2 separate regions of the Homo sapiens genome follow, and region 2 is linked to region 1. A link is an interaction called in ENCODE POLR2A ChIA-PET data of the cell type or tissue named here. Cell type or tissue: Panc1. All regions are shown on one strand. Each heading gives the region's core, and the rest is flanking DNA. Links, peaks and the distances in the headings are about the cores only. Region 1 overlaps TIAM2 (TIAM Rac1 associated GEF 2). Region 2 has its middle 12 kb from the start of TIAM2.

The links. Peaks named below come from ENCODE experiments on the same cell type or tissue, not always from the same donor. Only the 100,000 strongest peaks of a DNase experiment are listed, where the experiment ranks them.
Region 2: POLR2A ChIA-PET joins it to region 1 with 8 read pairs; 2 of 35 experiments call an interaction of 5 or more read pairs at or near these places.

Annotation. Positions count from the first base shown.
Region 1 is chr6:155,170,150-155,173,067 of GRCh38, reverse strand. The region is part of intron 9 of TIAM2 (TIAM Rac1 associated GEF 2); the gene reads right to left. Among named protein-coding and RNA genes, the nearest start is that of CLDN20, 92 kb to the left of the region's middle. RefSeq lists enhancers at 1,212-1,271, 1,302-1,721, 1,762-1,821. In Panc1, for the core only: no CTCF peak of the experiment used is centred there; a DNase peak (open chromatin) is centred at 1,769; H3K4me3 peaks cover 1,252 bases; H3K27ac peaks cover 2,346 bases.
Region 2 is chr6:154,981,558-154,984,475 of GRCh38, reverse strand. No RefSeq gene overlaps it. Among named protein-coding and RNA genes, the nearest start is that of TIAM2, 12 kb to the left of the region's middle. In Panc1, for the core only: no CTCF peak of the experiment used is centred there; no DNase peak of the experiment used is centred there.

The DNA.
Region 1 (2,918 bases), core at 298-2,797:
TACTTGGTGCTTACAGATCTCTTAGGTTGTTGTAAGCTTTGCCCATTTGGAGGGAAAGTTGGATTAATTCTCTGAAGGAAGGTCAATGCTATCCAAGTTGAAAATACACATGCTTTAGTTTCAGGAAGCCAGATGAAATATTCTCCAATATTCTTTTCATAAAAAGAAGAGAGAATCCTAAAAATAAGCATTAAAAATGGAGCCATCTGGAAAACTCTTTTTCCAGGTTACCCATGTCAAAGATGCTGCTATGTTAAATTAACCTTTTTAACCACCCAGAATTCCACGGTTGGCTACCTTTGCCAGGACTGTTACGCACCTACCACGCCTCCTACTCTACTTCCTCCCATCAAAGAAAAAAAAAAAAAAAAAAAAAAAAAATATATATATATATATATATATATATATATATATATATATATATATTTCCAACTAGCCTCTTCAAGGTTTCCTGGTCCTGAGAATGCAAATGGAGACAGAAAAAATACAATAATAGCAAGGCAATCCAGGTCAAATCTCAGCCTTGTTAGGGGCTGTTATCTAGTGCCTCTGCACTTCTGTTCCTTCACCTTCAAAAGAGGTTAAAAACGCCAGCCTCGTGGGGTGGTTAGGAGACTGATGGGAGGAATTGCATTTGAAAGACATAAATTGTAAAGATTTTTTTTGGAAGCTGAGGCTGGATCAGGGCATTATACTGTACTGGGAGTAGCTACTGCATTTCAGCGATGGCCACTATAAAGAACTTCCTGAGAATCATCCTTTGTTCCAAAGCCCTGGGCCACTGTTCTGGCCACTGCTGCTCAGATCACCTTGCAGTCAGCTCCAACTGGCCATCACGACACGGGAACATCACTGGGCTGCAGCCACAGTCACTCCAGACTGACTAGTGAACGTCTGCAAATCACTTTAGCTCTCCTTGGAGGGCATTCCACAGAAGTATTTATTATTATTATTATTACATCAATGGTCCTGAAACCACATGTCAAATTACTTATGCTCAGTATGCAGCAAGGAGAAAAAATTGAAACTCCGTGTGTTCTCACAGCAGATGCTTTTGGATCAAATGGCTTGTAATTACTACTTGGATCACTGAAGGGAAGTGAGTAGCAAAATCACAATCTGGCTGTCACAAATGGGCCCAAACCACCACAGTGGCTGATAAAAGGAAAGTCTATTTGCAAGGGAGATGAGGAGAAAACACAAAAGGGAGTTGCACGCTCCCAGTTTTCTTAACAACAGTAAAATGTCATAGAAGAGAAAGTGTTTATTTCCTTCTTGGACTGAGGCCCACACATCGGTTGATATGAAAGAAAAACAAAGATGGATCTAGCTAGCTCGCTAGCTGTATGCATATATATATGCTATGTAGGGTTGTGTATTAATATTCTCTCTAAACAGATTACCATACTGTGGTGAAGAGTAAGCTGTTTCATTCATATTTTCCATTTAAGAAAACAATATTAGGGGGTTTGTTTTGGTTTTGGGGTTTTTTGGGGTTTTTTAGGTTTTTTTTTCAGTTTACAGCTCATGACTAAGATGACAATACTGCATTCACTCACTGCCACAGAAAGTTGGAATACCCCAAGCCAATTTTCCAGAAGAAGGGGCCAAGGCCCAGGGGCTGTCACAATTTCTGCAATGAAGCTTCTGGGGTTGCCGCCATCTGAGCCTTAGTGGGGACTTTGTTGTCACAATCTCCATGACAAACACCTCCCTTCAAAGGCCGTGTAAGACTCACTATTACTCATCCAGACGTTCGTTATGAAAAGCTTTCATTTTTGGCAAGCCAAAGTGTCCTCTAAAAAAATGTTCAAGTAAGACTGGCTTTATTCCAGACTTAACAGATTTTGAATTAGGGTGACTCACTGTTGGGCTGTTATATGATGCATCAATTAGAGTGAAATAGTTTAAAATGCACACGGCCCCTCCCTCACAACAGCCTTTCTGTGTTATAGAAATGGGCGTAATGTACTTATTGTATAAAAATAGGTTTGTGCAGGTTACAAGTATTCTCCAAGAATGATTAGCAGATGAAAAGTAGCAAAATGAAATATTAATTATTTAGCCAGCTCAGGCAGAATTTTAAGTCCCAGAGATATAAAAAAACAAATTACACCCTTAGTTCTATCTGCCATTCTATCTGAATCTAGTTATCTGGGTACGATAGCACAGAAATTACAGAGGCTGCATTAAAATTGTCCTATAAATGAAAGGAATTTCTTCAGTATCCCTACATCACAAGTAATGCTTAGCTAAAACAAATAGGAGTAAAACAAATGCAGAAATCATAGTTTCTTCTCACTCCTTAGAGCATCGATGGGACCTGTTGATTTGAGCCCATCTTAAGCACTAAGCTTAAATTCTCACTGTAAGTGGCTACATCAGCAAAATTTATTTTCAAAGTCCAACATAAACTCTGTTAATAGGAAGTGTACTGATGCTATAGTTTCATAACTTTCTTTTTTCAGGGATGGGGTCTTACTCTGCCACCCAGGTCAGAGTGCAGTGGTGCGATCTTGGCTCACTGCAACCTCTGCCTCCCAGGCTCAAGCAATCCTCCCACCTCAGCCTCCGAGGAGCAAGCCACTACACTCGGATAATTTTTTGCATTTTTGATAGAGACAGGGTTTCACCATGTTGCCCAGGCTAGTCTCAAATGATCCACCTGACTCAGCCTCCCAAAATTCTGGGATTACAGGCACGAGCCACCATGCCAGGCCTCTTAACTTTCAAAGTAAGAATTTTACATTGTTATATAATGCTGGAAGAGATAGGACCCTAAAATTATGGGCCTTTATTACAAATCAGTCATCCTCAGCCATTAAATGACTACATCTAATAGAAATAGGGCATATATAAACTATATCGATTACAAGCTTTCCTGGGAGCCATGACATACGCACTTGACAGAGTGGCTA
Region 2 (2,918 bases), core at 92-2,591, 190 kb after region 1:
TATATATATATATATAAAAATCCGATCCCAGCTGGGCATGATGACTCATGCCTGTAATCCCAACACTGTGGGAAGCCAAGGCAGGAGGATCCCTTGAGCCCAGGAGGTTGAGGCTGCGGTGAGCTATGATGGCACCACTGCACTTCAGCCTGTGTGACAGAGCAAGACCCCATCTCAATAAAAACAAAAAATTAATCCCCTTTTTTCCTGGCCAGATGGCTATCATCCCATATGTGATTACACTAAGAAATGTTTACAAAGCTCTGACCACCACACATTTGCAAGAACAGTGAAAGTCAGCATAATGAAAGGCGAAGCCTCCGTGTGCACACATGAGCGCACAGAGCACGGCGCAGTTAGCCCCAACTGGAGTCACAAGGTCTGGTTTAAATGTTGGCTTTACTTTTTTCCTTAATTTTTAAAACTTGATATGTAATAGATGCACATGTGATAATTTAATACATTCATATAATTTGTAAAGATCAAATCAGTGTACTTGGGAATATCCATCACCCTTTTTTTTTTCTTTTTTTCTTTTTTTTTTTTTTGAGACAGAGTCTCACTCTGTCATCCAGGCTGGAGTGCAGTGGTGCAATCTCGGCTCACTGCAAGCTCCACCTCCCGAGTTCACGCCATTCTCCTGCCTCAGCCTCCCGAGTAGCTGGGACTACAGGCACCTGCCACCATGCCTGGCTAATTTTTTGTATTTTTAGTAGAGATGGGATTTCACCGTGTTAACCAGGATGGTCTCAATTTCCTGACCTCGTGATTCACATTATTTTCTTCCAGTAATTCTGAAATATGCAATAGATTATTGTAAACTATAGCCACCCGAATGATCTATCAAACACTAGGTCTCATTTCTTCCATCAAACTGTGTACTTACACCCATTCATCATCTTCTCTTCACTGGCTTCACTTCTTATGCTAGGTTCGTGACCTCAGGAAATGGCTTAACACTCAGTGCCTCAGTTTCCCCATGTGTGAAATGGGGATAATACAATTTACCTGATGGAAACATATGGGAATGAAATGAGTTAATATTTGTAAAGCCACAGTAAGTACGATCTGTTATGTAAGATAAAAACAATTTGCTAGGCATGGTGGCTCCAGTCAGGCACGGTGGCTCATGCCTATAATCCCAGCACTTTGGGAGGCCAAGGCAGGTGAATCACCTGAGGTCAAGGGTTCAAGACCATCTTGGCCAACATGGTGAAACCCCGTCTCTACTAAAATTACAAAAATTAGCAAGGCATGGTGGCAGGCGCCTGTAATCCCGGCTGCTCGGGAGGCTGAGGCAAGAGAATGGCTTGAACCCAGGAGGCGGAGGTCGCAGTGAGCCAAAATCCCACTACTTCACTCTAGCCTGGACGACGAGAGCGAAACTCCATCTCAATAAAAATAAAATAAAAACAGTGAAAGAGTTTCTGTCATCCTGATTCTTTATTTCACTTTGGCATATTTTTTTTAAATTTTTTTATAGAGACGGGTTCATGTTATATCACTCCTGGGCTCAAGTGATCCTCCCACCTCAGCCTCCCAACATGCTGGGATTATAGGTGTGAACCACTGCACCCAGCCTACTTTAGCATAGTTTCTTTTTTTCTTTTCTTTTCTTTTTTTTTTTTTAAGACAGAGTGTCACTCTGTCACCAGGTTGGAGTGCAGTGGTGCGATCTCAGCTCACTGCAAGCTCCGCTTCCCAGGTTCAAGCAATTCTCCTGCCTCAGCCTCCCGAGTAGCTGGGACTACAGGCATGTGCCACCACACCCAGCTAATTTTTTTTTTTGGTAATTTTAGTAGAGACGGGGTTTCACCATGTTGGCCAGGATGGTCTCGATCTCTTGACCTCGTGATCTGCCCACCTCGGCCTCACAAAGTGTTGGGATTACAGGCGTGAGCCACCGTGCCTGGCCTTTATTTTATTTTATTTTTTTTGAGACAGAGTCTTGCTCTGTTGTCCAGGCTGGAGTGCAGTGGCGCGATCTCCACTCACTGCAAGCTCCTCCTCCCGGGTTCACGCCATTCTCCTGCCTCAGCCTCCCAAGCAGCTGGGACTACAGTTTCAAATGTGAAGAACACACACTATGTGGGAACTTGAATGCTCTTTTTTTTTTTTTTTTTTTTTTTTTCAGAGACAGGGTCTCGCTCTGTCACCCAGGCTGGAGGGTGACACATTGGCACAATCACAGCTCACTGAAACCTGGAACTCCTGGGCCCAAGCCATCCTCTCCTTTTGGCATCCCAAAGTGTTGGGATTACAGGTGTGAGCCATCATGCCTGAACTGAATGCGTTTTGATGAACTGATCCCTTACTTCATACTAACAGCATAGCTCTGAACACTGTGGAAAAACACAATTAGCATGAAACTGCCACTACACGGAGAAGCTCACTATGTATTAACAAAAGGAGAGAACATTCACTAATGTTTATTGAGTGTTTGTTCCATGCCAAGCACTGGGCTCAATTCTTTAGATAATTTATCTCGTCTGCATCTCATAACGTCCTAATGAGATAGGTAATATTATTATCCCATTTCACAGTGAGAACTACTCCGAGGCTTGAAAAAGAGAAGCACATATACAGAGACTGCAGCTCATCACAGAGTAGATGGGCCTGACCTCCAGCCCTGTGGGAAACATAAGACTCTTCATTGTATTAATGAACTCCTTTCTATTTTGAAATTAAAGCTGAAGATTTCCAAGTTAATTATCACTGTTGCTACATGGATGTTTATTAAATCTTGGCTGTCGATGATTACGATGGCCTAGTCCTAGGCCACGTTGGGAAGTTGGTGCCGTCTCCCTTTACATCTTCAGCATCTCCTCCAGGTCCCAGGATAGAATCCCCACAGTAAACAACAGTTGGCTGTTGCTAAGAGCTTAAGCTGTGAACTTTCTCGGGGGATATTTGTGCTT